Linked DNA regions of Mus musculus: regions 1, 2 and 3 are each linked to region 4. Evidence: chromatin loops called from intact Hi-C (ENCODE). Cell type or tissue: heart. All regions are shown on one strand.

Region 1 (8,000 bases), 320 kb after region 4:
TAGAACCTTCATGATGCCGCTTTTCAAAGCCAGACCTGGGATTTCTGTCACAAGGAGAGGACATCCAGTGAATGGCTTCAAACAGCTTTGATGTCCTCTCAGATGAAACTGATTTCTTCTTTCTCCATGAAGAGAGAAGAAACTGCATACATGCACTCAGCACAGAGCCTCCGGAGAGGCAGTTTTGGATTCCGTGAATACAGTAATACCTAGGAAGCAAAGACCCAGGCAGGGAATAGGGTGCTTGCCTGGCATATGTGATGTTCTGAGTTCAGTCTTCCACATCTAAAGGTGAGGAGGGGCAGAACACTCCTTCATGGAGCTGACATTCTAGGGAAAATGGAACAACGGGCTAGGGAGGTGGGTCAGTGAGTCAGGTGCTGGCCATGCGATCATGAGGCCTGAGTTCAGATCCATAGAGACAGTGGGAAAACAGGGCATGGCCTTGTGTTTTTAGGCCTGTGACCCTGACACGGGTGAGTGTCTTAGTCAGGGTTTGTATTCCTGCACAAAACATCATGACCAAGAAGCACTTGGGGAGGAAAGGGTTTATTCAGCTTACACTTCCACATTGCTGTTCATCACCAAAGGAAGTCAGGACTGGAACTCAAGCAGGAGCTGATGGAGAGGCCATGGAGGGATGTTCCTTACTGGTTTGTTTCCCCTGGCTTGCTCAGCCTGCTCTTATAGAACCAAGACTACCAGCCCAGAGATGCCACCACCCACAATGGGCCCTCCCACCCTTGATCGCTAATTGAGAAAATGCCTTACAGCTGGGTCTCATAGAGGCCTTTCCTCAAGTGCTGGGCTGTGGGTGTAGGGGAAAGGGGGGAAGGGAGAGAGCCCGAGTCCGGCCTGAGTTCCTGTGTTCTGGACAGGCAGACACGGGAGGACTGCTGGACGCTTTCCACTTGGCCCTGGGTGGGCATCTGACTGTGTGAAGCCACTGACCCCACATGGCAGGGGGTGGACAAGGGGCAGCCCCCGTACCAGGTTCTCAGTCTCTGGCATCCCATCCTGGATATGGCAGAGGAGCTAAGAACAGAATAGGGGTCCTGGGGATACAGAAAGAGAGCAGAGGGAGAGAGGTTTCCACGCAGGTTAGAGTCCTTAGTCTGGTCCATGGCTGGAGCACAGGAAGGCCTTCTGACAGGAGATTAGGCACGACTCGTTAGGAGAAAGCCTATCCCATCGTCCAAGCACAGCGGGCCTTGATGAGCAGAGACAGTCTATGGTTTTAGAGCTTTATTGTAGAAAGGCAGGGGGAAAGAGAGAAGGTAGAAAGAGGGAGAGACCGGCCATGGCCAAGAGGAGAGAAGGGGGAAAAGGAGAGAGAGAGAAGAAAGGCTAGAGAGTACAAAAGAGAGAGGAAGAGAGTGAGGAGGGGCTAAATAGCCCCTCTTATAGTGGGCTGTTATCTTGCTGTTGCTAGGTAACTGGGAGGAGTCTAGACTGAAGGTCAGAAGCTTGGGACGTTGTGTACATGACTGAAAGCCATGAGCCTCTCCTGTGGGGGCTGTGGGGACAGTAACTTTGACAGGAGCCAGGGTCCAGGAGACATGAGGGAACACCTACTGTCCCATGTAGGTGGGAATTACCATCCATCATGTTCTACCGGGGTTCCACCTCCCAACTCGACTGGAGACCAAGCTGTCTGTGCATAGCCCATTGCCCCACACACTCAAGGGAGGCTCCTTTCTCTGTGATAATTCCAACTTGTGTCAAGTTGGTATTACAAGACCAGCCAGTAAAGTGATTGGAGGCAAACAGCCAGCTCATCTTGCCAATCCAACAGAGAGAATGAGTGACCCAGGAAAACACGCTGGGCTCTAGATACTGACTTGTGATCTTCACACAGGTTCATATTCACAGCAAGTATATCCTCACACATATGCATAGCACACATGTACTCAGACAGACAGACAGACACACACACACAACTAATCTAAGATGCAATGTCAGATAGTAGGTGGCTGGAGTGTAATTTTTAGGCAAGATAGTAATGAAAGGAAAATGGAGCCAACGGTTCCTCCCTCTCAGAGTTATGTTTAAAAATGTAAAGTTCTTCACCTTCAGCCAAAGCCTTGTCCACCCCAGACCCACTTCCTGCACTATCTCCCCTAGGAAGAACCCTTTGACTGAGCTCCAAGCCCTCAACATGCCGGAGGACTTCAGGCAATATGTTTTCCAAGGATGCCATTAGTATCTTGTAGCCAAATCTGACTTTTGAACAGCAGAAACTAAATATCACCCAAATCTGTCCCTTTGTGGTCACCTCTCTGTGATAAGTTAGGCATGGTATATCTCAGGTGAAGTGAGGCCAAATGCGAACTTTATAAACACATGGAAACTTGAATGGGCCTCAGAGCCTTGCTGTTGATAAGCCTGGACTATGTCTCATAAAGACTGTTGGAATAGGGTGGGTATCCTTTTCTTAAGACTCGTCCAGATTGCACAGTGAGGAACCCTGGCCAGACTCTAGGCACCATTGGTGCTGGTCATTTCTGAAACATGCAAAAGCAACTATATTGCACTTCTGAGGGGTATTCCTATTTCTGTTCCTTTCTTAGTTTTCTAGTGCTACTGTGACAAAACGCCACAGGAGGGGGCCAGGTTAGTGGTGCATGCCTTTATTTTTTTTTCTTTCCAATTTTTTTATTAGGTATTTACTTCATTTATGTTTCAAATGCTATCCCGAAAAAATAGTCTTGCTCCTCCCACATCCTCCACCATAACCTGGGTGTGAAGTGAGGTTAACCTGGGTGTGACATGAGGTTGGGGCTGACCAAGGCAAATGGACTCCTAGGAGGTGAGGTCAATTTTGTGAGTGGTTGATTATAAGGGGAAAGGACACTCTCAGTGCCCACCTCTCCCAGGTCTGTGTATAAAGACCTGACTTTGTGTAGAGACCTGTATGGTACCAAGAGTTAGAATTTTCCTGCACATCATCAGGACTGTCCAGTCTTGGTCTTTTGACATCTGGCAGGAGATTGGCATGTAGTGGATGGGTGCTAGGTTGAGAACATTTGAGACTAATAAATTTATTAGAAAATTTAACCTTCTCCTCTGCCCTCTAAACCTCTCTCTCCCCTCCCTCCCTCCTTCTCTCCTTTCGCCCCTCTCATTCTTGCACACGTTTTTTCTCTCCCAATACATATAATACACACTTCACATAATTACATAATTGTAGTTATATAATGTGACTCACATTAGAGAGTATCTGTGGCCATAATCCTCTATTACTTCCAGGTTTGTCTGAGTTACATAGCATTTACACAATATTGCTTTTGTTTTTTTCTAGTGTTTGTAGACCATGAGATTAAGCAGTCAGCTTGCTCTGCAACACTGCTTTCATTTTGTTGCCATCTTACAAACAGCTGCCTCTGGAGCCACCTGCTGACACAGTGTAGAATCCTTTGCAGCTAAGATCACTAAGCAAAGCGGCTCTCCAAGCAAACAGGAGAGAAGCTCAAGATTAGACTCTGCTCCATGGACTTCCCACAGCCAAGCAGTTAAATCATCCTGAAAATCTCACTGGTCATGTGAATACTCGGATCCAGTAAATGGGGTAGCCATGTGAGGTCCTCTAAAACTCAGGGACCTTTGATTGAAACTACTGTTGACGTGGTTTTGAGCAAGGAATAAATACTGATCATGGCTTGCCACCATCTATATCTGCCATATCTTATACCCAACATGTAAATGCTGGTATTTATTCCACATGCAACAAATAAGGAATATAGATTCGGAATCTGTCTCAATTCTCCCATAACAGAATACTAGCAATACATCAAATTTGCCATAGTCCACTTTGCCCACTTAGTGATTTGTTTCAAGAACTTTCCACCTGGGGACAGAACTTTTTCACATGAATGTCTGAAGAGTTTTCTGTAGAAGCTGAATTGCTATAGCAAAGGGGGAAAAAAGTTGGGATTTTGGTAAGAAAATGTGTTTTGTTCCTTCCCGCACTGTGGGCCCCCCCCCCCCGCCCCGCCCAAGGTCTGGCCAAAACTGCATGTGGTTGTGCTTTTCAAATCTCTGTTTATCTGAGGATAGAAATTGTCCCAGAGTTTCAGCATTATTTGCAGAACAATAGAGAATAGAGAATAATTCTCTGTTCGTGCTTTTTTATTAAATTGTTCTCCTAGTTGTATTCCAGACACTAGTTTAAACCCCTTGTCTGTGTTTTGTTTCTAAGCCAGCTAGTGGTTTGCTCTTTAACCTTATTCATACTCTGGCTATTTTTCCTATGCTAGAAAACAATTTTTTTATTTGTAGTGCTTTAGTCCCTTTAGAAAGCTCTGACTCAATATATATTTCCTTCCTTCCTTCCTTCCTCTTTCTTTCTTTCTTTCTTTCTTTCTTTCTTTCTTTCTTTCTTTCTTCCTTTCTTCCTCTCTAAGACAGTATCTTGGTGACCTTGATGACTTCAAACTCATAATCCTCCTGCCTCTACCTCCTGAATATTTGGATGGCAGACCTGCCTTATCTGGCATCAATGGGAGAGGAGGCTCTTGGTCGTATGGAGGCTCGATGCCCCAGTGTAGGATTGAAGGTGTCATGCAAAGGATTTGAGGTTTGGCATTATGAAGCAAGCCTATGAGAGGCTATTGGTGAAGCCCAGTTGCAGCAGAAGACCCTAGCATAGTGGAGATGCCAGTATAATGGGATGATCACTAAGAACAGCAGCAGTAGTGGAGTGGATCAACCTGAGCTTAGAGTGCTACAGAGGGCAGAGCTGGAGAAGTGAAGCAAGCCCTTTGGAGGAGCTCAGAAGATCATGTGTGGATCCCAAACACTGAAACAAGAAGCTGTAACATTGAAGTTACATTGAAGATGCCAGAGTCGTGGGCTATCTGCTGAGGAAAGCTGCTAACGGAGTGGAACCAGCCTGGGAGAAAGAAGTTGGTTGCAGTCAACAAAAATGGAAAAAAAGAGTTGGAGATCTGAAGACCGCTTTGACATCAGACGTGGAGATGCAGAGTTTGGAGTTGCCCAGCTGGTTTCCTATCTTTTGCTTTGGGGATTAAGTGATTGGATGAATCTCAGACAGGACCTTGAACTTTGGGCTTTTAACAGTTGAGACTGCTATAGACTATAGGGGCTTTGTAAGTTAGAATCAATGTATTTTTATTATGCTATGTTTAGGTATGAGCCCCAAAGACTCATGTTTGAACAAGCCAGGGAGTGGAATGTGATGGTTTGTATATGCTCTGCCCAGGGACTTTCACCATTAGAAGGTGTGACCCTGTTGGAATAGGTGTGTCACTGTGGGCATGGGCTTTAAGACCCTCATCCTAGCTGCCTGGAAACCAGTATTCTGCTAGCAGCTGTCAGGTGAAGATGTAGAACTCTCAGCTCCTACTGCACCATGCCTGTCCGGATGCTGCCATGTTTCTGCCTTGATGATAGTGGACTGAACCTCTGAACCTGTAAGCCAGCCCCAATTAAATGTTATCCTTACAAGAGTTGCATTGGGGGCTAGTGAGATGGCTCAGTGGTTAAGAGCACCGACTGCTCTTCCAGAGCTCCTGAGTTCAAATCCCAGCAACCACATGGTGGCTCACAACCATCTGTAACGAGATCTGATTCCTTCTTCTGGGGTGTCTGAAGACAGCTTCAGTGTACTTACATATTATAAATAAATAAATCTTTAAAAAAAAAAAAGGAGTTGCATTGGTCATGGTGTTTGTTCTCAGCAGTAAAACCTTAACTAAGACACCTATGAACCACAACAACCAGTGTGGCAAGATTACCATAGGAGTACAGTAGTGGCCTACATGACCTTGGTATAATCTCAAAAAACTGTTTTAAAATGTACAAAGTAACAATGTAACAGCTCTCTAATTGGACTTTAGACTCACTCAGCAGAAGGGAAATCACACCAGGTACTGGAAACCTAGCCAACTACCCAAAGTAGTGACGTCATGGATCTTGGAGGAACACCTACAGTTGCTACTGTACTGACACATTCTGTGAATTAGGTTTGCTGCAGACCTTTTTTGGTCCCTGTCTGCAGAGGATGAGTCTCTGGTTGCAGGTAGACAAGGAGTTGGCAAATGAATGACAAACAGAAGCAACACAAGAGATTGTGTATAATATGAATGTAAAAGTCGAGCATCAAACTTTTTATACAGAAGAGTAACAAGAAACCAGGCAAACACATCCTCTCTAAGTTACAGTGACACAATACAAAAGAAATGTATATATCAAAAGATGGCAGGGACCAGGCCTTGTTTACCACTAAGAAGGGAGCCAGGTATAATGCTAGTCTATTGTTAAATCCACCACCAGGGGTTCTTAGTAAATGCCTGATTATGCTGTTTCTTTGGGCCTAGTGAAGAAACCTGTCTCTGGATTCCCTAACTCTTTCATGGTAAACTCACCTATTCACTAGGCCATTGCGAATTCCCTTGTCTGGGTAAGACTGGCTATTGTCCCAAGTAAACACTCTGCAAACCGGCCCTGATCTATTTTGGCTCTGTTCTTTGTAATGCCTAATTAGTTTCACTGTCTCTATTAGAAGTAAATTTGAATGTTACTGAATAGGTAACCTTCTTACTGAATTCCAAGTTTGTCGCTTCAAGGGTTTTCTGGAATGTTGGAACACTGGGGAAGGCTTAGCTATGTCAGAATTTAATCTTTAAAGGCACTTATAATAAAATACTAAAAGAGAGCACGTGTAAAAAGAGAGCACGTGGATCCATACACCAGACTAACGCAGGGCTAAGGTATGAGTATATGGGTTATAAGAATGCCTGGTTCCAGGAGGTTGAGTTTCCTTGAAACTCCTTGCCTTGTGAGAGCTTCCAGGCCTCTTGGCCTACCAAGCAGACTTCACTGGAGTGTGCGTAGCATAGGTTTAAAACTTGTATTGTGTTAATTGGATTCCTAAAATTGCAGGAGAATCCTTATGAAAGATGCTGAGGGTCCTTGACCCCCAGTTGGTTCTGATTGGTAAATAAAGTGGCCAGCAGCCAATGGTTGGTCAGGGAGACAGAGGTGGGACTTTAGGATTTGTGGACAAAGGGACAGAGAGAAGAAAAAAGAATTGTGGCTGGGCAGTAGTGGCACGAGCCTTTAATCCCAGCACTCGGGAGGCAGAGGCAGGTGGATTTCTGAGTTTGAGGCCAGCCTGGTCTACACAGTGAGCTCCAGGACAGCCAGGGCTATACAGAGAAACCCTGTCTCGAAAACACCCCCCCCAAAAATGTACAAAGTGGTTTTGCTCTTTTCTAAGAATTTGAGTAATTATCACCTTTATCTATTAAAAGATTATCATGGCAGCCAGGCGTGGTGGTGCACGCCTTTAATCCCAGCACTCAGGAGGCAGAGGCAGGCGGATTTCTGAGTCAAGACCAGCCTGGTCTACAGAGTTCCAGGACAACCAGGACTACACGGAAAAACCCTGTCTCAAAAAACAAAAAACAAACAAAAAAAAGATTATCATCTTCAAAAGAAACTCCATATAGTCTATAATGTTTGAATGATTTAAAAAAAAAAAAGGCATGAAATAGGGATTGGGAATATGGCTTAGTTGGTAGAGTGCTAGCTTAGCACACATGAATTCCTGGACTCACTCCCTAGTACTACATAAAACTGGGCACAGTAGTACATAACTATAATCCCAGTACTCAGGAGACAGAGGCAAGAAGATCAGAAGTTCTAGGTCATTCTCCACTCTAAGACCAGACTGGGCTATCTGGGACTTTGTTTCAAAGTAAAATAAAAAAATATGTAATCCCCAGGATATATTTGTGAATATTTGTATTCATTTTCTCGCTCATAGTTTGTGGTGATTTAAATAAAAATGATCCTATAGACTCATAGTTGAATGTTCAATCACCGGGGAGTGGCACTTTTTGGGAAGGGTTTTTTGAGGTGTGGCCTCATTGGAGGGAGTATGCCAGTGTCCGTGGCAGGCAGAGCCTCTCTCTTTCTCCACTTTCAGATGAGGATGTATCTCTCACTCACTCCTCCAGGACCACAGCTGTTTCCCA
Region 2 (8,000 bases), 160 kb after region 4:
AAGGAGAAAGCCAATTCCAGGAAGTTGTCCTCTGACCTCTATATACCCACCAATGCATGCATGTGTGCACACGCACGCGCACACACTCACACACACATATACACACACACACACACACTCACACACTCACACACACACACACTCACACACACATATACACACACACTCACACACACACTCACACACTCACACACACACACACTCCCACACACACACATATACACACACACAGACACACACACACAGACACACACACACACTCACACACACACTCACACACACACTCTCACACACACATATACACACACACAGAGACACACACACTCACATACTCACACACACATACTCACACACACACACATACACAAACAAATAAATTTAACTCTGCTAATAACAGAAATTCTCATTGAAATGCATGATTCTGTACCAATGGTTTACAAAGCTGGTGGCTCTGGTCGCTGGTCGCTGTGTGGCTCAGGCAGCCCAGATACCAGCAGGTAGTGCTTGGAAAAGTGTGTTAGTTGATGATTGATGTCCAGGAACTGTCAGAATCCCCTAGAGGAAATCACTGAAGACTAGCACAGAGATTTGTAGCAGAGGAAGTAGCTATAGAATTATTTAGAAGAGTTACACATTTAGGAAAAGATGATGTTGCCCCTTAGAGGAAAGGCTAAGGGAAATGGTACTTGATATATGGTGGAATATTAAGCAATATATAATTACAATTTAGTAAAGTTTAAATCTTAAAAAACAAGCTCAACCATCAACGTCATATTTGAGAACCTAAGTCTCTCTGAGCATTGCAGCTAAAGTTAATATTTTTATTGTTTTCCTATATCAGTAGTTGTTCTTTCCCATTTTTCCAGAGATATTCCATTATTTTTTATGTGCAAATCTGGTAATGAAACCCAGGCCCCTGACCATGCTGGGCAAGGATTTTAATACCCAGTTATATCCCTAGCCCAGTTCCCTGCTCTTCTGTCTATAATGTGTCCATGCAGAGCCACACAAAGATGCTCCCCATGTGTGCATAGAAAGCTCACGTTATTGCTTGGGGGTTGTTTTTTCCTTGAACCAGACATTATGTCTAATTCTGAAATATTAACTCATCACTTATGAAACATTTTTAGTTATGAGGAAAATGACCTGTGGAGCACCAACTGAGAAATACCAATCTCTGCTGGTCTTTACCCTCCCCTCTCCTCCACTCCTAGAGAAATATTTTTTACATTTCATCTTGCAGAAGAGCAGGGATCTTGCCTCCATTTCCATCTATCTCATAGGCAGTGACAGATGTCATCCCTTTATCCAGAACAGTGTTCGTGTCTTTGCCACAATAATTTCAGATGGCCATCTCCTGTCCTAAGTAGAGCATTCTAGGCTAGAAACCATCATACAACTCTACCACACTGTAGAGGAAATTTAATCCAGCAAAATGACTGCTCTGGCAAGAGATCACATCCAAAGACCTTCTGGGTCTGTATGATCCAGCTGGAATACAGACATGCCTTTAATCCCAAGAGACAGTGGCAAGCAGATCTCTGAGTTCAAGGACAGCCTGTCTTAGAACAAGTTTCAAGTAAAGATAAATTTAAGTCCAGGTGTGGCAGCCTGCACCTTTAATCCCAGCACTCAGGAGGCAAAGGCATGCAAATCTCTGAGTTCTAATCAGTTCTGTTGAGTCAGTAAGTTAAGAGGCAGCTCTGTGGAGTAGAGTTTGTGGAGTTCAGAGGCAGTTTTCACAGGGTCAGTTTATAGAGACAGGTTGCTAAGAGAACAAGCCCAAGAACGAGGAGCCAGAAGATTAGAACAGACTGCCAGAGTCAGTTTGAGGCCAAACAGAGCAATTCAGTAAGAAGCTGAGAGAAGTCAGATTGAATCAGTCAGCTTGGAGAGGAGTCTGGGCCAGAACAGCTGAGTTGAACCAGCCAGCCAGAGTTCAGAAAGAACTAGAAAGGTGAGCTTATTGAGCAGTAAACCTCCTAGACATCAATTACATCAGGAGAATAGCAGTTACTTTTGCACCACACACATCATACTCATCATGGAACCGTCTCCTAAGTGCTTTTGTGAACACCTTACTCAGTGCCAGGACAAGGCAGGACAGGCTTAGATAGAGAGGAAGCACTTCACTGGGTCATGATTCTCTTTGGGGGTTATCCGGACCCTGTACCCAAGTCCTGCCTGTATTCCTAGTGCTCAGGATGGTAGGAGGTATCTACTGTACACTCAGCATTTTTATATGGGATGAGAAAAGGAAGACAATGTAAGCAACTGAGAGGAGAGGAGAGGAAGAGAGAATGCCCTGGAATTGCCAAGAGGCACCTAGGGAAAGAGGGGGTGATACCCTTAATCTAAATGCAGGATATAAGGCAGTTGAAAGCAAAGCCTTAAAAATGAATATGAGCTTTCAAAAGGGAAAATAAAAGTCCTTTTCTCTCCCCTTCCACCACTTCCTCTGACCCAACAAGTGCCTACTACGTGTCTCATGCCACCAGTCCTTGTGTAGAGAAGTAATCAGGGAGACAGGCTCCTCTGTGCTATTATGGAATAGTTGAGATAAAGGGTCAAGACTGAAGATACAAAATGAAATCAGGTATACAAATAAATGCCATTCTAGATGATGAAGAGGAGAGTGCGGTGGTAGTGCCTGGGGGGCAGAGAGCCAGCTGGGAGAGTGCTCACTTGTGCTGTGTGGAAGTCACTGAGGGTCTAGGATAGAGCCTGGAGCCTTACACCAGGCTAAGGCAGCGGTGTGTCACTGAGCTACATGCATGACACTAAGTTCTGTCTTAAATTACTGTGTCCCAATATCCTTTTACCAACAACCAACAGTGGCCTTAGTCAGCCTCAGTTATACCTCTGATAGGAGTGTGTGTGTGTGTGTGTGTGTGTGTGTGTATGCACATGCATGTGGAGGCCAGAGGCTAACCTCAAGTGTCATTCCTCAAGGGCTGTCTATCTCTCCCCAGCCCCTGACAAAGAGTCTTACTATCTGAAACTGTCCAATTAGGGTGGTTTTACTTGCCGAGGATTAGACTCAAGCCGTCACGCTTGTGCAGTGCACCCTTACAGACTGAGCTAACTGCTAGCTCACCCCCTGCCTCTCCCCTTCTCCCGCCCTTCCTGGTTCAGAGTGAACTTCGTCATGAAAGGCTGTTTTAGCAGAGAGGCAACAGGGATGAAGCACCGCAACCCTCTCCTCTGTGGCTCACACAGAAGCAAGGGTCAGGGCTATGAGATCAGACCCCATTGGGAGCCAAGGCAGCGCTACGCAGTGCAAGTTTCATAAGAAGCAATATGAGTTCCACACCAGATAAAGTTTCTACAATAAGAGAAGGGTGTTGCTGTTGTTGTTGTTGCTGTTGTTGTTTTGTTCCTGAGTTGGGAACCGAACCCAGGGCCTTGTGTATGATAAGCAAGTGCTCTACCATCCAGCTGCATCCCCAACCCTTAAGAAAGGCTTTACGTGAGAAAAAATTGAGGGTGTTACAGAATTCACACTCCTTGAAACAGCTCCTGCAAGGCACAGGGAGGGTGACCTCCTCAGCCATCCCTCCCGGATCTGAGACGGTTTCCTCCAAAGCTGCTGCTGCCCAGACTTCTCTTCAGACCACTCTGAGGTGGAGTGTCACTCAGGTCCACTGTGAAGCTTCTGAGGTCAGGCAAAGGTGCCAGCAGTTGCTCTGGGCAAAAGAGAGGGGCTTAGTCATGTGGTTCGTCAGAACTGACCACAGTAGCTAAGGCGACAAGAGTATCGGCAGCCCCTGGGCAAGCTCTTCTTTCTTATAGGTCAGTTTGGTTGCCAGGGCAAAGGGAGATGGACATTTGGGAGGAAAGGGAGATGGGAGAGGATGCCGGCCTGCTTGTCAGGTATCAGCTGAAAGTCAGTGTTTGGGCTAGGGGTCTGTCATATCGTCTCCTTTTGGCAGTTTGTTAGGGCCTTGTAATCTCTGTGAGGCATCTCTCTGGGTCTTTACACTGGCCCTGCTGTTCCTACCCAACATATGAACCCTGTCCAGGCCTCCTTGCCCTTTGAGGATGAAGGACAGCTCCCGCTGACCCCCACCCCCACCCCAGGAAGTTCCTGGGCCACCCTCTGTTTGGGAGCCACTTCCTCTGGCATTTGAAAAGTTGGGCAATGAATTTCTTTTTCTTCTGGAGCCAAGGAATTTTGGCTCCTTGGGGGATTTGTGACAGCCCACCCTCCTTGGGTTGTTTTTCTACTCTTGAAGACTAAGGCGAAAAATAACTCTTGTGTATTGTGAAGGCATGTGAGTTTGATTATTTTGAAAAAGAAGACACAGATAACAGAGAAGAAAAATGAGACGCCTACATAGCTCAGAACTCAGCTCCCGAATGCCATTAGCCAGCACAGGCAACCAGTCCCCGTGGAGAAATGGCTGATAAGTCAGGAATGTCTGGTTGTGCCAAAGCAACATGACAAGTAGAAGGGGAAGGGCTTAGGGAGCCTTTCAAAAAGGATCAGAAGCCAGCTGGAGTAGACCCCGTGGCCAAACCTAGGACAACTCTGAGCATAGAGATAAATTTTGATGATAATGAGTTAGGGCCTGTGGTGTGAAAATAAGATTCCAGAGTCTGTTTCAGAAATAGACCAAGATGTGTGGAGAGTTTGTCTTATAACTAATAAACACAGAAGGAATGAAGAAATGATTCCATTAGAAATTAGACTACATGGTAAATAGACATGCTATTACATAGTACACAATTGGATGCAAGCGAGATTCATCATTGAATCCTAGTAGGAGGAGAAAGGTCTAGTAAGGGACAGGAAACTAACAGAGCCTTACATTACTCTTTCTGCTCCCCACGTAGACACAGCACGAGGGATTACTAGTGACAAAAGTTAAGAGCAGTGCTGTTGAGGGGGGAAACACAGTGTGTCTCTGGATGGGATGCCCTGAGAAGCATATCCTGTTACCTAGGTGATGCCAGTTCCAAATGTATGAACTGAAGCCAACCTTGGGAAAAGCATCATCGCACCTGTGCGGGAGGTGGCTTGTGAAATGACGGGTCTTGCCCTTGGAAGTCAGTCACATCCAGAAAGGCTGATGGGTCCTTGCAGATGAAGAACCATTAGCAAATGTGAGAAGCTTAACCTTGGTACAATACGTTCATGTAAGCCACGGTCCCTACTTGGAGGCAACTGGCCAGTTCTTTTTGGGTTTTCGAGACAGGGTTTCTCTTTGTAGCCCTGGCTGTCCTGAAACTCACTCTAGACCAGGCTGGCCTCAAACTCACAGCAATCTACCTGCCTCTGCCTCCCAAGTGCTGGGATTAAAGGCGTGTGCCACCACTGCCTGGCTAACTGGTCAGTTCTTAAGGAATCTATGCTGGACTCTCGTGCCTTTAATCTCAGCACTTATACTTGGAAACCCTGCCTCAAAAAAACAAAAAACAAACCCAAAATAATCAACCAACAAACAAAACAAACAAACAAAAACAAAAAACAAAAATAAAAGAAAGAAAGGGAGGGAAGGAGGGAGGGAGGTAGAAAGGAAGAAAGAAATCCATATTGGGTTCTTTAGATGGTTCAGGAGAGAAAGGAGCTTGCTGCTAAGTGTGTTAACATGAGTTAGATCCCTGGGTCACACACAGTAGGAGAGAACCAACTCTACTCTTACTTAAATCCATTTTTTCCATTTTTTATTAGGTATTTAGCTCATTTACATTTCCAATGCTATACCAAAAGTCCCCCATACCCACCCACCCCCACTTAAATCCATTTTTACTATATAATTTATTTTTTACTTTACTGCTCTGTCCTCTGACCCCCCACACACATATAAATATAATTTTTTAAAAAAGAAATGCTTTTTGTTTTGAGACTGGGTCTCACTATGTAGCCCTAACTCTAGTGGAACTCAGAGATCCACTTGCCTGGCCTATTATTCTCGCTCTTTAATACCCGTTCTCATACATCTTCCCCAGATTTCTCCTTGTATTATTATTTTATTAATTTATTGTTAGTATTGTTATCTTTGAGACAAGATCTCACTTTGTAAGCTCTGGTATTATGAATACCTGGCTAGACTCACTTGAAATCTTTCTACCTCCATTACCACTGAGGTTATAGACATGTACCATGAAAAAAAAAAGAAAGAAAAGAAATGCTTATGAAACATTAGAGGCTAAAAGGACTTGCTTCCTATCACTTCATCTCAAATATTCATAAAAATAACTATGTGATTGTTAGTGTTAATTGCCATCTTGTCAGAATTTAGAACTGCCTGGCAGGTGAGCCTCTGGGCTTCCTGACGCTGTGACCCGATTCCCTTTCTGGGAATCCTGGATTGCCCAACACAGAGAAAATGAGCTGAGCACTAACAAACCTGCCTCCTTCTCTTCCTGATGGGAGATGTCCTGTGGAACCAGCTGCTTCAAGCTCCTGTGGCTGATGGACTGTACCCTTGATCTGTGAGTCGAAATGAGCCCTTCCTCCTTTAAGTTGGTTTTGACAGAGGATTTTATCACAGCAACAGGAAAAGGGGCTAAAGCATGCAAGCACAAACAGACAAAGAGGAAGAGCAGGGCTGTGTACGTGCAGCATCAGTGATGAATACAGCTGTTGAAACTGGGAGCTGAGGGCCAGTGTGATGGCTCAGGGGATGAAGGTGCTTGCTGCTAAGCTGGAAGACCCTAGTTCAATCTCTGGAACCCATGTGTGTGTGAGGAGAAAATCAGCTCCCAAATTTGACCTCTGACCTCCATATCATGCAGTGACGTGCGCACTCGCTCCCCACAAGTAAATAAATAAATAAATAAATAAATAAATAAATGTAATAGAATCGGGAGATCTGGGAGATCATAGAGCTGTTTGCATTGATTTTTGAAACGTAGAAATTGTGATAGTTAGAAATGATTTCAAAATGATCTGGTTTAAGGAGCAGAGCAGTAACAGTGGAACATGCCTGTTTGTTCATGTGAACTCAGCTGTGGAGACAGAGCACCTGCAATTCCATTCACCTTGCTCTTCCTCATTTGCACCACGGTGCGTTCCAATCTGGAATTGTTTCTGAAAGGAAAATTGAATCGGGATGAAATGGAGTTTCATTATTAAAGCAAAGTCTTGCAAATGGCCATTCTTGCACACACACACACACACACACACACACACACACAGAGAGATGCACGCTTACAATTACTTGTAATTATTAACAGTACCGTTTATTGTTCAACTACATGAAATCACTTTCCCTTGTTTAATCAATAGCTGCCAAACACTGTTGGCTCCCCACTCCTTCACTATCAATAAGGCTTCTGAGAACACGCTTTCAGAAGAATCCCTAAGTACAACCAGGAATTTGTTCCTGGATAAATTCCTAGAAGAAAGGTCAGATGGCAAGAACATTTTTGGCCCTTTTGATGGGTCAACAGTTTTCAAATGCCCCATCCCCTGAGTTTACACCAACCCAGCGATTTACTGATCTTGTATTTCTTTCCTTCTGTCTCTAACCACAGAGTACTTCTGTCATTAGATCTTTGTCACATATAACAGGACAGCCGGGTTCTCTCCTAAGGCTCTAATTCGCGCTTCTTGATTGTTGGTGAGAGTGAACTAACCATTTGTGCTTTCTTTTTTCCTGGTGATGGCTGATGATGTATTCCCTCAAATCTGAGGGTGTATTGGTTATAAAATACATTACAAGCTGTGTGGCTCATGTCTTTAATCCCGGCACTTGGGAGGCAGAGGCAGTTGGATCTCTCTGAGTTTGAGGGTAGTGTGGTTTACCAAATTGTTTCAGGACAGCCAGGACTTCATATAGAAATTCTGTCTTGAAACAAAACAAAACAACCCAAAACACACAAAAAGCCAAACCAAACCAAAAAACCTCAACCCAACAAAAAGCATTGCATTACTATTATTATTATTGTTATTATTATTATTATTATTTTGTATCAATAAAGAAAGAAAAATGTACTCCACTTTCTGACATGTTAAAAATACACACTTAGAGTCTGTGAAGCAAATGCTTTTT
Region 3 (8,000 bases), 81 kb after region 4:
GGGAGGGCAGAGGAAAACAGGAAGGGAGGGGGCAGTGGTAACTCTCTTTTACCAACTTCTAACTAGAGAGATGTTTAAACACTACATCTAAAGTCTCCGAGCAAAAGAGCCAGCCTGGGAGATACTCTTTCAGCACAGTAAACGGCTCTGAGCCCCCTTAAGCTCACACGTGAACAGCCTTCTACACACTCATCCTGTCCGTGGTGACACACAGACCACTAAGATAGGTCACTCGTCTGGAGAGCCAGCACTGCCGCCCAACCATGAGGAGCTGAGTTTGGATCCCAGCAACCATACAAGCCGGAGTGTGGTGGCAGGCACCTCTAAGGCTAGAACTGGGACACAGGCAAAGACAGGCGGACCCTAGAGTCACCAGCCAGAAAGACAGGCTGAAATGATGAGATCAGTGTGGGAGGAAGACACCTGCTATCGACCTCTGACCTTCATATGAGGCACAGCCACAGGCATACCGGTATACATAAATATGGACATACGTACTAAGCACATAACAAAATTAAGATGAGAGCAACACACACACACACACACCAGACATTCATAGATGTACAAGCATTGCCCGCACCACAGCCTGTAATGGCAAATACCTAGGGAAGATACAAATCCAGCCACAGAATAATAATTAGAACTCGCTCTATCCAGGCACTGGAAGTCCATTTGTCTACTAGACACAGCGAGGCGCATCTACAGGCGACGGCGAGGAACGGTATCGGTACCGTAGTGTGGAGCAGAAGCCAAGGGGCTTCAACGTTTCCCAGGAGTGGCCATCTGAGGAGGCGTATGCAGAATCACATACACACTGAGGGTGACAAAAATGATTACCAAGGACATTAAACCTAATCTCTAAGAGGGGCAAGGCTAAATGCAGTTTTTAGATTTTTTTTTTTTTTGTAAAGAGTACAATTTTTTTTTTTTACTAAATTAAATTGTTGGAATAAGGAGTACTTCCAAGTTTCTCATACCATCACCATGGAAACAGCTCATATCAGCCATATATTCTTTAAGGCATACAGGTTCCCACATCCAATAAAAGAAAGCAACCACACTTTGGATTCTAAACTGTACTGCAAAAACAACCTGAAACCAAATGTCTTAAAGATACATCACACAGGAGTCTGTTCACAGTGACACACAGGCCGACAGCAGCAGACATCCCCACCTCCCCAGCCCCCAAGCCTGGCTCTGACCCATTACCTCCACTGAGAGCCTCTTCCTGCTTCTCTTCCAACAGTTGCCGTTTCCCCTCCCCTGGAAGCATGAGAATTTCCAGGCCCTCCAATCCCCTCCCCGCCCCCCCAAGAGGGACTCTGGGAGCAGCCTCTTCAAAACCACAGGTTCTTCCCACAGGAAATTATAGACAATCGGGGTCACCCTTCCTGCTGCCCCTTCAGGACCCACCCAGTAATTTAACAGGAAAGTCTAAAAACATGCTCTGAATTCTAGATCCTTGAGAATGTAATCCCACGCTGGGCAGGAGGCTCACAGTGGTCATCCCAGCACCCAGGAGGCAGAAGCAGGAAGACCGGAAGTTCAAGGCCATCCTCAGATGCCTTCAAAGGCACTCAGTCTTGGCTACTTAAGACTGTCTCAAAAAAGAGAAGGCTCAGCAGGTAATTTCGGCTGCTGCCAAAGATGGGACCCACTCGTTAGAAACAAGAGAACCAACTCCTGCAAGCTGGCTTCTGGCCTCCACACACACCACGGCACTTGCACAAAGTAGATAACGCATGTATGACTGACAGTTCCAGACACGGCTGAGGGGGGAAGGAGAGACACCACACGGATGGACAGTCAGTCACATTTTCACAACAGCAAACATCGGTTTGCATGTTAAGCTCCTTTAGAATCCAGGTTCCCCAAGGTTCTACAACAGGTACATCTAAGCTAAGTCATTTTAAAGGCATTTCAAAATTACATGGGTTAGTTAGTACCTTCACCACACAGACAAACCAGGTTAAGGAAGTCTGATGCTTGACGTCACGGTCGTATTTCCATGGGAATGTTTTTGGGATGCGGTTGGCGTCTCAGAAAGGAGGAGAAATGGTACTTCCCCTGGGAAAATGTCCCTGATTCCCTGGCACCAGGTTAATTGCTCACTTTCCGATATTCCCCTGGTGCTGTGAGCTTCGGCTATTACCTTACCACACATACTATTTCTGCACAGGCACTCTTTATTTACACATCTCAGTCTCCCTACTCAACGGTGTGCCTTTTGGGGACAAGGGGGAGGCATATTGGCTCTTGTGGTCCCGTGACAGTCCTGCAACAAAAGGAGCTGGAGTCTCAATCTATAAATATTTAATTAAGTGCCCACCGCCGGTTGTGATGAACCACTGGAGGTATGGGAAGGAGCCTCAGCTTTGCACTAAACACCCAAAGTTAGAGCAGGTTCACAGCTATGCAGGTAACGAGGGAGCCCAGCATGACCAGACAAGGAGCAGGCAGACAGAGTGGTTGTATGGGACTGAGAGGAAGGTGGGCCTACACTATCCACTTTCTTCTGGCACCTCTCACATGTCACGAATATTCCTGGGATTCTCTGAAACCATGAAATCTTTTCAAAAGATTTCACCTTCTGGTCACTGCTTTCATAAGCATATTTTAAATATCAGTTAGGCTCTGGACACTCTGTCTAGTGGGGTATCATCAGGACTCTGTCTCTTGTTCACAGGGTCTGCAGCCTAAGACTGGGGACAGAGAGACAGTTACGGCCCTCGAGATACTGGGCCTATCATAAAAGGATTCCTTGTTTGTGGAGAACCCAGGACAGTAGCCACATCATCATCTCCAGGACTTCCCGTTCCAGGAGGTACCATGGGAGAGCCTAAGGCAACCTGCTGGAGGAGTCACAGCAAGACAAAGGTGCAGCTCGAGGCTCTATACTAAGCGTATCCCTCGAGTTACACCCACAGCAAGCCGCCTCATGAAGGAACAGTGGCTCCCTTCCTTTCTTGTCTAGTCTTCACACACACTTCACTATCTGGGGAACTAGTTACAACTTCTAATGTGTGCAACCCCACGGAGTTAAAAATATATGAAAACTGTGAGTCAGCCAGGCTCTGATAACTCGAGCCGTATCTTCTCGGGAAGCCGCCCGGGGGAGAGAGAGAGCCCACGTGCTGGATCCAGTCAGTGCTGGAAGGCAGCCTCCCATCTGCTCACCACGTGTGTTGGTGGCCATGTCAGCCACTTTCTGAAAGGCGTCCAAGAAGGCAGCTGCTGCTACTACTGTTGTCCTGAAATGCAAACAGATAACAAAAGCGTGAGGAATGTCTCCCTGGCAAATTCATCTCAGCTCTTGGGCTAAAGCCTCCGATCCGCAGCAAGCAGAACCCTCCAGGGACGAGAGCTAGCAGGAGATAGCGTTCTCTCCCTAGCACTCAACCCCAAAGGAGGCCTGGCTGTGGAAGCTACCAAGTGAAACTTTAAGCAAAGAAATAAAAGGGAGGGGTTTCTACCCCAAAGAAGAAAGTATCATTAAAGTATAGACAGCACAGGTGACATCTGCTTGAGAGTAGGAAAGTAATTTATGTGCACGTGAACTGGCAGGGAACCAAATCTTGGAGAGCAGAAAGATCAACATTTCACTGCCAAAAAAAAAAAAAAAAAGGAAAACTGAGGCCACAAGTCAAAAGACATTTTAGAGATCACTGGTTCATACCAGAGTGACTGATGACCTGCCACTGTGACTCAAGGCCCAGCTCAACCCACTGCAGACACAGGGTGCTAGCTAGGTACAGCCTTGCTCCCTAAATCTTCAACCATACAAGACTAAAACCCTGGGTTCTGCTTTGTTCAGGCACAGGATGCTCTTTCAGAGGCATCTTCTCAAGTCCTAAAAGCAACACTGGGGAGAACTAAGGCTAGCTCCTGCCTTGGCAATCTCCTTAATCCTTACCCATGCCCGTAAGCACAACCAGATGGACGCACTAGGCACTCGATGACCTACAACATCACGAACTGAGGAATGACCAGGATCCCAACCATGACAAACCAACAAAAGTCCCCTACCAGGCAAGGACTTCAAACCAAATTCGAAGACTGATATAGTCTTCAAGTGTTTATTACATGTCTCCAGTCTCTACTGAACCTTCCTCCTATGAAGGTAAAGTCACTACAAGAAGAAGCCTCGAGACTAGAGTTCGGAATATAGAAAAAGAAATGGTCTGTCTTAAACACAGCAACAGTGTCTGTGGAACAAGAGGTTTCTAGGAGGTCCTTTAAGCCAAATTTCAAAATCAGGTCTGAGAGTTTCTAACAGATCAAGAATATATTCTGCTTAATTTTAAACAAAAGTTCCTCCCTCTCCCCTCTCTCTTCCTCCCTCCCCCTTCCTGCCTGCCTCCCTCCCTCCCTCCCTCCCTCTCTCTCTCACTCACTCACTCACTCACACACACACACACACACACACACATGCACACATGCACACATTTCATGCATATTTTTAAAGTGTTGACATCAACTGCAAACATTGAAAAAGTTACCTCTATCAAACATCCTGAGACTTATAAATAGCTCATTCTGACTTATGATGAATACCTGACAAGCTGGCTTGATTTATTTACTCTCATTCAATTCAATGCCAATCAACCCTATTTTATGGGCCAGCCGTGGACAAGCCTTGCCCATTACAGTCACTGGAGTAGACTTCTACAGCCAATTAAGACACTGGTCAATTTTGAGGACTTAGGAGCTCTTCATGACTGTCACACTGCACTTTCTGGCAGCACAAAGGACATCTTGGCCCTTTACTTGAGCTCACAGCAAATAGGGAACCACCAAGAGCTAGTGAGATGATTCAGCTTAAACACTCCAAGATAGACAGATGTGCTGCGTCTGCGGTGGTAACCGCAGCCTTTCTCCAGGACACAAAATTAAACCCTCACTTGATAAAATGATAAAGAAATGTGCCCTGATCTCAGAAGACCTAGATGGAGGGAGGGGAAGCAGGTACTTCAAAGTCTACCTTGACTTTTACTTTCTATGTTCAAGACCGGCAGTGAGCTCAGCAATTCAGGTCCCACTACTCTCGCCAGCTAAAGGCCAGGAGAATAATCTTTCTCCAGGCCCACACTGAAAGCCCATCACACAATCAGAGGCTGGACAAGAAAAGGAAGCAGAAAGGTAAATGCTTTAGTTCAGGGGGAGACCTCCTTCCTACCAGAGGGATGTTAACCTACGTGCAATAGGCACAGCGGATGAGAAATGGCCAGCAGACCAGGGTAGCCCCATGACAGAAGGCTGGTGAGCCCTTCAGAAGAAGACCCAAACATAACCCAATGAGCTCAGAAATCAAGGAGACTGTCAAGGACCCGGTAACTGGAGAAGGTACATAGCCAGGCCAATATCTACTTGGGGGTCATATAAAAGGCTGCAAATACCACCCCTCCATAGCTAAAGCTAAAGGAACCCCATGCGTTCTTGCCCAGTTCTTCTTGCTACATTCGAGGAGCCATGTACCCCTTATGCTGGGCCACGTACCTCTAGGCAAGAGCTCTGAGCAGCAACCTCTGGTCCGCCCTGGCACGGGCTTAGAAACGACAAGTCACCCTCCCTTGTCTGTCTGTCACCCAGGTGGCTCTTTTTCCAAGAACACCCCTACTCCCCGCTCCACTGCTCTGCCCTCTCATCCAACTCAACACCAGCCAGTCACTCCCCCAAATTTCGCCATCGAGGATTATCCAGATAGTCGTTCTCGGGTGTCCCATGCTTCCCGGGTTAGCCACCAAGCGCAGCCGTATCTCTTCCCACACTGACTTCATAAAGGGTGGGGCTGCAGCATGTGATCATCTGGTCCATCGGAGCATGCGGTAATGGAACAGGCTCACTAGGCCATACGGGCTTCTTAGAGACAACCGGCAGCACCCCTTGTTTGAGCAGCTTCTCCGGGTATAACCTTGAGCCGTAAAACATACTTCTAAGTGTCTAAGCACCTATCTCTGTGGTGTCTAGTAAACCTAGGATTGCGCGGCCCAGCCTACCACTGCCGAGACCCACTCCATGTAAATGGAACCGTATATCAGTCTACACTGGAGCTCTAAACTCTCTATGTGGAAAGACAATACAGGTAGATGAGAACAAACTTGGATTCTGGAACCGGACCTCTCATGTTTACATCGGTTTCTGTCACTAATGGCTTCTCTATGAACGGGCTGTTATCTGTGCCTCTGCTTCCTGACCAGGAAAATGCCTGTACTTAACCTTGTAGGGCTGATATGCCTGGCACCCAGTGGGCGCCATACAAACATTGCCCATTACTACTCTATGGAATCAACTCTAAGAATTCCTACGGTGGGAGGCAGAGCAGACTTGAGTCTGGGTTCACACGGGACTGGGGTGTGAAGGTGGGACGGGAGACTATGAATTGATACGGCTCTAGGTGCCTGCTTCGCGCTTCTCTGTCTGTGACACTTCTAAATTTAAGCCAGACGTGTGTGCCGATCCACCTCCCTCTGTCTTGCCTAAGGATGTCGCCTTCTCCTGTAGAATACACGCGTCTACTCACCGCAGCTGGGACTGTAGCTTTCCGGCTTTGTTTATGAAGTCTTCCCAAACTGGATAGCTCCCCTAGGACAGAACAAAAGCCAGCAATCAGTCACAGTGTGATGAGCCAAGCACCCAATTCCAACCATGCAAGGAACAATCTGCAGATGTGATCCTCCTCTGTAGGGTTCTGTGATATACACACTAGAGACAGGCAATAGCCCTGGAACCGTTTCAGATGTGCCTGTCCCTATAATCTTGCAAATAAACACAGACACCAACAGGAACCTAGCTCCACAAAGCCAAACACCTACACCTTGGAGTCAGCATTTTGTATGAACATGATGGGTCCAAATTTTAAAAATATAGAACATGCCCGGCAGTGGTGGTACACGCCTTTTATCCTAGCACTTGAGAGACAGGCACAGGCAGATCTATCTCTGTGAGTTTGAAACCAGTCTCATCTTCAGATTTCAAACCAGCCAGGGCTAAACAGAGAAATCCTGTCTTGGGGGAAACAAAACAAAACAAAACCAACCAAATCCCAGGATATACAAGGCTCTCTCCTTGGTCACTGGTGCATACAACATGGCTCCATCTACTCTCCTAACTTTGTCACACAGAGCACAAGGAGGGAGCCAGATGACTGAAACCCCTCCTTAGGACAGGTGGCTATCGAGAAGTAGTATCAGCCTATCAGAATCCCAAGGCTCGAAAATAACCTAAATATAGCCACCCAGCTGATGTTTAACCCCGGCATCTTTGTACACTGTGACAACAGGTGGTTTCCCAGCACACTCCAGCAAGGGACACATCCCAAGCCTGGGCCACCTAAGGCAAGCCGTCTGTCCCTGGTGTTCACAGGGCTCTAGGTCTAGCCTTCCAGAAGCGCTCAGAATCAGCACGGATAATCTTTCCTCTGTACTGAACCCTGAAGTCCAATCGTGCGTCTCCAAGGGACCCCACCGCATAGTCACTCCTTATCCTAGAGCACAGCGGGTCTCCTCCTGCTGAGTATAGCACTGACACACAGATGGGTAGGTTCTGATCTGAGCAGGGCAAGCCAGTGTGAAGCCTGCCACCTCCCTCTCAGCACACATTACATATTTACTGAGACGAGTCAGCGTCCACCAAGATGTGACTCTAAACACACCCAGTAGAGGTAAAACATGGGTGGGGATATGCTATTTGTCACTAAACCATTCATTCATAACGTGTGTGTGTGTGTGTGTGTGTGTGTGTGTGTGTGTGTGTGTGTGTCATAGTCCCAGAAGAAGATACAAATGGTAGGCATCTTGACAAGGTAAAAATAGTATTATACCACCTCTTGTTTTTGTAGCTAAGAGGAGAACGGGGCAGGGGGAGCATTAGATTAACCATTATATCTTTCGTCACAGATGTCAAGTCCCAACTGTCTAAAAGTGCAGTCGAGCGCATCTGTGTCATCACCTCCTCATGGCCACCGTGGACCAGTTCCTCCTAACCTCACTGCTGCCTCTCTG
Region 4 (8,000 bases):
AAGGGATTCTGTCTTACTGTAGAAAGCGCAGGTCAAGTAGAAGCCTTCGCTGCTTTCTCTCTGTGACGGGGCTCAGAAAAAAAAGAAATCGCTCCTGAACAAGCTCGGCATATCGCTTTCATGTCCCCTTCGCAGTTAGCATTGCTGTGTATTTACTGAACTAATTAAATGTAAACTATCGATTCTTTCTCCACGTGTAGATAACAAATGAAACCATGGCTGAGCACATGTGGTGAACCTCAGAAGAGGGCAAGCAACATGGCGGCTCACAACTGTAACTCCTCAGTGCATACAGCCTTTGCTATTTTACAACGTTCTTTCGTCAAAATGCTCCACGGAAGCTCGCTGAAGTTCTCCAGGAACGTGGCTCCTCGCACGAGGGAACGCGTGTCCCCTAGAGACTCTCATCAACTGAGCATCCAAAGTCAAGGTGGAATAAGGCAGTCGTGACTGCCAGGCCTGTGGCACCTGCCCCAGCAACACTCACAGCCACCGTGCTCCAGGGCCCATGCTGTACCTTTTGCGTGGTCCTTGTCCAGCTGGTTGGCCACTTTCTTCCATTCCTCCATTTGTTCTTGCAGTGGGTTTATCAGGCAATCGATCAAAGCACTTTTGCCAAAAGATAAAGAACAGGAGAGATTAAACAGGTCCTTTCTGTTCTCCAGATACACACTCCACCAATTCTAGCACTTCAGGGATGAAACAGAAGGGTTTGCAGTTCAAGGCCAGCCTGGATCACCCGGCAAGACGTCCCAAAGGATTTACACTTAGCGGTCAAGACATACTTAAACCATTTCCTTGAAGGAAGTAATGGTAGCACAAGGAACCGCCACTGACTCAGAAGTGCCAGCCTCAGAATGAATGGCCTGGGTCTCGGGATACTTTTAATGACTAGTAGAGAGCTATAAATATAAGCTGGCTGTATATACCATTAATCCTAGAAACTGGGAAAACACAGGCAGATGGATCTCTGTGAAGTCCAGGCCAACCTGGTCCACACAGTGAGTTCCAGGCCAGCCAGAGATTATCTACTGAGACCCTGTCTCAAATTTAAAAATTAAATTAAATTAAATATAAAAACCACCACTCAGAAACGACATAAGCGTGCCAAGCTAGAGTGGCCTCTCCCCTTATCTACTCTGCTGTCTTCCAGCCCACATTAAAAGCCAGGTTACAGGAAGCTGGGGTCGCCCCTCAGGCCGCGAAATGGAAACCATCGAAATGGAAACCATCAAGAGACAGAGACATAGGAGCTTAACTTTTGCCTTCTAAAATTCAGGGAGTAGGGAAAACATTAATATCTCTTTTAAAGACTCCAGGGTGCTGCTGGGCACTCTGGACCTGAAGTTATAAAGATGAAGTAACTGTGCAACCTGGACACAGAGAAAGATGGAAGAGACCAGGAACAGCCTCAAGCTGCAAGTGCCAGCTTCTAACTGATGGCAGGGAGGAGTTATCTGGGTGCGCCTGTGTACGCTGTGCAGCCCTTCCAAGAGAGAATGGCGGAACAATTATGCTGATCTGCTTGGGACACGAGGGCCATCTGACTCCAAGTCACGGAGCCAGCTCTTGCCATTCCGCTGTATTCTGGGGGCCTAAAAACTGGAAGAGGGCTCTGAGGTACCACTCCCTCTTGGGGGCTCTGTAATTAGCCTGGGGGACAGGGCAGTGGGGAAAGCGGATCTCATTCCTTCCAGAGGCTTCTGTGAGAAGGGAGCCTCAGCAGTGTGTAAATCTCCATGACTGGTGGGCAGTAAGGAGACCCGGGAGGGGCATGTGAAAAATCTGAAGGCAAGGGCAGGCTCCCGAGGGCAGGGGCTGGACTAATAAATAGTTCTTCACTGAGACCCAGTACTGGAGCCATCCCTAGCACACAGCAGCTGACTGAACAGCAGGGGAAAGAATGGGTTGTAAGGGCTTAAACACTACTGGGAGACTGGTGCTGTAAAGGGGAGCATGCCACATCACCGCGTCCCTAACCTAACCCTCTGGGACAGGGCAGGGGATGCTCGTCACCTGGAGAACTGCCTCAGCTTGGCCTCGATGCTCCGGTGCCGCATGCACATTCTGGTGAGAGCTGAGCCGATCTCCCGGGTACCACCTGGCAAAGCAAAGGAGGCCCAGATCAGCAGGAGTCCCAAACCAAGCACACTCACGTGACGCCACCAACCTAAGATGCTGCCTTCAGAACTTCCCATTGCACATGTGTGCATATGCAAACACACGAGTCCAAGACCAAGCACACTCACGTGACGTCGCCAACCTGAGATGCTGCCTTCAGAACTTCCCATTGCACATGTGTGCATATGCAAACACACGATGTCACGTGGTGTGTGTACTACAGTCCTATGTAATGTTTCCTATTCTGAGAGTCCCCGTTCATTTTGTACTTTTGGTTGTGAGTCAGAAATCAAGGCCAGTGACCTGAATTCAACACATGGTGGAGGAAAAGGACTCCTGGAGATTTTGTCTAACGCACACATGCACGCACACACTCACAATTATTGTTCATGAAAGATGACCAAAAATCCCTGACCCCATCCCACCCCATCTGCCCAAACGACCCTCAAAGCTGTTTTGGAAGAGCTAAGGACCACTGTGGTTCATTATTTCAGGGTCCGTGCAATTCTAGGGTAATATAAAGTCATGGTATATTTTCTCATTGGACACTGGTGACCTAGATCTTAGAGTTCCACACGTGTGGGAGGGAGCTAAGGCATGTTTTGATTTTCCCAAGATTCTCTGCATGCCTTCCCTTCGGGCGCACCGCACCCTTCCCCAGATTAGTTTTTAAGGCCTTCTGTCCCTCCCCACTTCTGGAAAAATTCTTGAATCAGAATCTATTGGGATGTGTGGAGAATGGATTGTAACCTCAGATCAGAATTGCATAAGGACCCTGGAAGGCACAGTCAATGATGTTAGGAAAACACACATGCAAAGCTTGTGAAACTGGGTAAGTGTCAAATAAAACACTATTCTCTGGGCAGCAAGAGAAAGCCACAGGAACTTAAGACACAATTAACCAAATCACCAGGGAGGGGAAACCACTCTTATGAAAATCCATGACATTATATGTGTACACCCATGACATGACACATGCTACATGTTGTTCTATCTTCTCTACAGAAATGTTTGTCTGTTGGTTCAGCCCCCCTCGGTTTCCATTTTATTCTGCAAGCTCTGAGCTCATGACAAGCAAATGACGGTAAAGTAGTGACTACTAAGTAGTAATAGTTCGGCTGAGCACGGCGGCACAAGTCATTCACTCAAAGAGCCCGGGAGGCAGAGGCAAGGGGTTCAAAGCCACCACAGCCACTGTGAGTTCAAAGCCAGCTGGGGCTAACCAAATCTGAATGAATGAATGAATGAATGAATGGGTAGCATTTCCACTTTGGAGGCAGAGGGCAGCAGATCCTGTGAGCTGCAGGCCAGCCTGGTCTACACAGCAAGCTCTGGACTTGCCAGGAAGACATAGTGAGACACTGTTCACACACACACACACACACACACACACACACGAGGCTACATTTTCAGGGAGCTCACCCAGTCCATTCAGTCAACAACATGTAGGTCTGGGCCCACACAGAGTCAGTAGCAGGACCCCCATCCAATACTCAGACTTGAGTACTGAAAATTACCTCCAGATTTTCCCAGAAGAATAAAAGTTACACTTCCCTGCTAACCGTTGCTGTAAAAGCTGCAGCAAAAAACCCAAATGTGAACCCAAGGCTGGTCTGACATCTAACTAGTGCCTTGGGTTGCTGAGGATGGAGGCCGGTCAGGAAAGTGCTTGCCTAGCATGTTATGACACATTTGGGCGCCATGAAACGACCATAGTAGCACACACCTATACTCCTCACACTCAAGAGATAGATGCTAGAGAGTCAAAAATTCAGTCTTCTTCAACTATATAGCAAGTTCAAGTCCAGTGTCAGATACATTCAACCCGTCACCCATCCCCACTCCACCCTACCGCACCCCCGGGGAAAAAAAAAAAACAGACAAAAATACAAACAAACAAACAAAACCACCTGGCATTCTACAAAGTGTTTGTGCCTTCCCAGGGATTACCACGAGAGGGCGCTATTCTCACATACTCCAGCTGTCTTCCTATCTGCCTGTTTTTAGCGTGTTTTTTTTTTTTTTTTTTTTATTCCTTGTGAACAAAGGTGAGGAATGAGGACCGCTTTATCCCCCAGGAAAAGATCTCTTTTCCCTGCTCCTTCATTTGATTAAAAGTTAATAACGTGACTACACAGGATATTGGCCCGCTTATTCCCCGCTGCAAGGAAGGCAGACTAAGGCTTTCCTGGGGGGAAATCAGCAGCTATCAAGAAAGGCCCTAAAAATAGCATCCTCTCCTGGACCCAGCAACTCATATACTAAGAACTTAATCTGAGGAAATAATGAAGAAAAACGGCGAATCCTTACCTGGGAGGACAATGATGGAAATGTTTACCACCTCACAAATCCCATTATAATCATCTAGTTAAATGAACCGTGGGGCACAGACACCCAACCGAATAGGATACAGCTATTTAAAAATAGAATTATGTGTCACTTGGGTGCTGCTTAGAGCGTCTAAGTACTTTTCACATATTAAATCAGTCAGTCCTCACAATATTCTCAGTTGTGTTGACAACACTGCGGTGCCCATTTCGGAGACGGGAGAAGTAAGTACTTTAAACAACCTGCCCAAGGTTACAGGATTAGTTAATGCCACTGAAGCAGGAGGAATCGTCCGGGTATGTGCATTCAGCTGTAGTCAGCTATGTGATACTTCAGATAGTCGACAACTAAAAAGACGGCAGGGCCCAGAGGACGCCCGAAGTCCTCATCTAACAGCTACTGTAGGGGGTGGTGTTTGTTCAGCCGGCTCTGAGAGTTTGGTTCTTGAGTCTAGAAGTCTACGAGGTGCTAAATGGGAGTGCAGAGAGCCAGGTGGTGTGACTCTCTTCCTCAGGGCCAACCGCCACTGCCACTTCCGTGTCCTTGAGGAGAGATGAGGGGTTGGAAAGGACCGTGCTGACAGCCAGGCCCTGCGCTCCATTTTTCCATCTTTTCTGTCCTACTATTTCAGTGCCTAACAGAAGCAATCAAGCTATGGGCCGATTCCATGCAGTTTCTGAACGTAACGCCTGTGCCCACCACTGTGCCTCAGCACAGGGAGCCACAGAGAGGCCAGGAAATGAAAAGACATTAAGAAAACTTCCTACCAGCAGTATCTGTGTAACTGGCACAGGGGCAGGAGGCAGAGGACATTCCCTATGGACCCCATAACCCAGTGTTGCTGATACTGGCATGTGTGGGTCACCCTAAAAACAGACCTTTCTGTTAAGTGCTTAGCAACAGCTGATGCTTTCCTGACCTCAGCAGGTTTGAATTGGAGGAAACTGGCTGGAGCTACAGAGTCAGAGGAGACATCTGGAAGAGGGCCAACCTGACAATGGGAGGATTTATGGCATTACACATGGCTGGTTTAGACACCTGGCCACCCTGCAAGGGTGGACAAGACCTTACTTCTTGAATGAGGGAATATTTGTTATTTGGAGGCTGGACCAACAATTCATTTGGGTTGTTTGTTTGTTTGTTTGCTTTATTCCTTAGGGATACGTGTGTGAACACAAGAGACTTGCATCTTTCTCAATTTGTTTTCTGTATTATTTTTTTTTAATTTTTTGACATAAGGTCTTTCACTGAACCAGGAGGCTGACCAATGAGCTCCTTATCCTTAGAGGGGATTAAAAGCAGTGCCACCACACCCACAACAGACCAAGGCACACACTCACACATACGAACTTAAACTCAAATTCTCTCTCTCTCTCTCTCTCTCTCTCTCTCTCTCTCTCTCTCTCTCACACACACACACACACACACACAGAGCAACCCTAGGATGAAGGCACCTTCAATGCACCTCAGCTGGGCTTGCTAATAAGCCACACAGCAGCCGAACAGAACAGAGACCCAAACCCTTCTTTGTTTGACTGATTATCAGGAGACTTCTTCCGGCTATGACAAGTGGCAAACATCCCCACTGAGGACAAAGAGGGGCATTTAGCATCACGGACAGAATACAAATTGTTTATGACTTCTTCTCAGAGGGTGGGAAGGAAGCCCGGAGGGCAAAGGCCAGGAACCACTGTTCCTTCCTCTAAACAGTAGCCCACGTGGCTAAGGCCACTAGGAAGGTGGCTGTCTATCAAGTGGCATTGTCGCATCCCTCCAAGCTGCCTCATTTGCAGGCGGCTCCATCCCCCAGCACAGCAGGGGCTGTATGGGCAGGAGGCCTGGGCCTGCAGTGTGGGCAGGTGGCAGGCACAGACTGAAAGCGGGTTTGTCAGGCTGGATTCTGGGAAGAGCTGAGGAATAGAATTAGGAAGTGCTCTGGCCAAAGTGTAAGTTACTGTGTGTTGTGGCTGTCCTGCCAGAGGCTCCTGCGGTTGGAAGGCTAATTAGGAGCCTGCTGGACGGGAGAATGATAGTCTCAGGAACCTCCCAGAAGCGGGACTCGGCACAGGGCAGCTCTGCAGGGCACAATCTCTCTCCTCTGGACAGGATTATTGTTTACAGCTCAGAGCAGTCTCCCACCCATCTTTTCTTTTAAAACATCATCTTTTGTAGCCTAGGCTAGACTCAAGCTTGCTAAGTAATCAAGGGTGACCTTGAACTCCTAATCTTGCATCCACTTCACAAATGTTGGGACCCCATCAGTCTGGGAATCGCTCAGGGCTTTTCATGTGTACGTAAGCATTCCCAGTTCTAAACGGTCACTCTTCTAAATGCTCACTCTTATGCTCTGAGCATTAAGGGGATGTTTCACCAAGCCCTGGGTCTCTCCATGAGATGATAGGTGTACTCGCCCGCCTCCCCCTAGACAGCCTGAAGTGTCCATCCCATAATCTGTCACCACCAAAGCCATGGAAGCCAGTAAGCCAGCAAAAGAACGGAAGCAAGGTAACGCGCATCCTGCAATGAAGCAAACGATCCACTTGTCATTAAAGAAACACGGACTTAAAAGCACATGGCCGGCATTCTCTACTGCTGATGTAATGCAGAACAAAATACGGGGAAAGACCGAACAATCATGAAAGGGACACAGGAGTCCATGGTGGGCAGGATCTAAGTCAGAAGAGACTCACTACAGAAGGATGATGCGCTTCAGAGCCCCTCCCTCCCACTAGGTGGGATGGCATCCACAAGGGTCTGACTTGTTTCCATTCAAATGCTGACAGCTGTATTCTTTAAGGCAGTATGCTGACTACTGGTGTTTCAATGTTATTCAGACTCTCTCACACCCTAATATCAGCTATAACTTCTAATTTGTGTTTCTTACAAAACATCTGGAGTAATGTAAACTTTTACACCTTTTCTGTGCCTCTCCCCTGTGTGTGTGTGTGTGTGTGTGTGTGTGTGTGTGTGTGTGTGTGTGTGTGTGTGTGTAATAGAACCCCTGGCCCTCATGTATGCTTTTTAAGCTCTCTGCTGCTGAGCTGTGCCCTCGGACCACTCATCCCCCTTCAAGTATTACCTCATGCATACTTTGATGGCAAATGTTTCCGAAAGGAACTTGATCTAATCATATCTTTCTGAACACTCCACTTATCTTGTCGAAGAAGCAAATCTTGATCTTTACACCATCCTCCCAAGACTTCTGTATCTTGCATGCCAGCTACTGAACAACAGTCGTACAACTGGCACATACAGGTTTGGGAGTTTGGGGACTCTTTGTTGGGCTTGCAACTCAGGTGGGAGAAGCTGAGACACACTAGCAAAGCCTCAAGTGCACAAAAGGTGGCAATAGTGTATTTTATAGAGAGAGTAAGGAACCATAGCCACACCAGGGCCAATTATGCAGGGCCAAGCCCTCAGAAGGAGGAAGACGGGGCAATTAGCTCTGGTCAGGCTGCTGCATGTCCATTAGAAGGCACCAGCAGATCTGTAAGCAGCCTGTCTCCCCCTGCATGTGATATTACTCTTCTCCAAGGAGCTGGAAAACCTGG

What was found. Peaks named below come from ENCODE experiments on the same cell type or tissue, not always from the same donor. Only the 100,000 strongest peaks of a DNase experiment are listed, where the experiment ranks them.
Region 1: it touches region 4 in a loop (8-fold over the local background); 27 of 42 quality-filtered maps call a loop at or near these places.
Region 2: it touches region 4 in a loop (2.3-fold over the local background); 2 of 42 quality-filtered maps call a loop at or near these places.
Region 3: a loop joins it to region 4, with 4 times the contacts of the local background. A loop is called at or near these places in 8 of 42 quality-filtered maps.

The regions. Positions count from the first base shown.
Region 1 is chr15:59,288,280-59,296,279 of GRCm38, forward strand. It overlaps Gm36617 (a long non-coding RNA gene), which reads left to right. Exons shown (of 4, transcript XR_875370.3): 4 at 3,302-3,672. Among named protein-coding and RNA genes, the nearest start is that of Sqle, 23 kb to the right of the region's middle. In heart, a CTCF peak has its summit at 3,395 (motif pointing left); a DNase peak (open chromatin) is centred at 3,402; H3K27ac peaks cover 918 bases.
Region 2 is chr15:59,134,537-59,142,536 of GRCm38, forward strand. No RefSeq gene overlaps it. Among named protein-coding and RNA genes, the nearest start is that of Mtss1, 57 kb to the left of the region's middle. In heart, no CTCF peak of the experiment used is centred here; a DNase peak (open chromatin) is centred at 4,415; H3K27ac peaks cover 2,815 bases.
Region 3 is chr15:59,051,841-59,059,840 of GRCm38, forward strand. It overlaps Mtss1 (MTSS I-BAR domain containing 1), which reads right to left. Exons shown (of 15, transcript NM_144800.2): 2 at 6,521-6,582; 3 at 3,178-3,251. Among named protein-coding and RNA genes, the nearest start is that of Mtss1, 26 kb to the right of the region's middle. In heart, a CTCF peak has its summit at 3,102; DNase peaks (open chromatin) are centred at 1,311 and 3,211; H3K27ac peaks cover 5,370 bases.
Region 4 is chr15:58,970,460-58,978,459 of GRCm38, forward strand. Mtss1 (MTSS I-BAR domain containing 1) reads right to left here. Exons shown (of 15, transcript NM_144800.2): 4 at 2,017-2,101; 5 at 518-609. Among named protein-coding and RNA genes, the nearest start is that of Gm41330, 20 kb to the right of the region's middle. In heart, CTCF peaks have their summits at 4,067 (motif pointing right) and 4,866; DNase peaks (open chromatin) are centred at 5,012, 5,422 and 6,170; H3K27ac peaks cover 2,594 bases.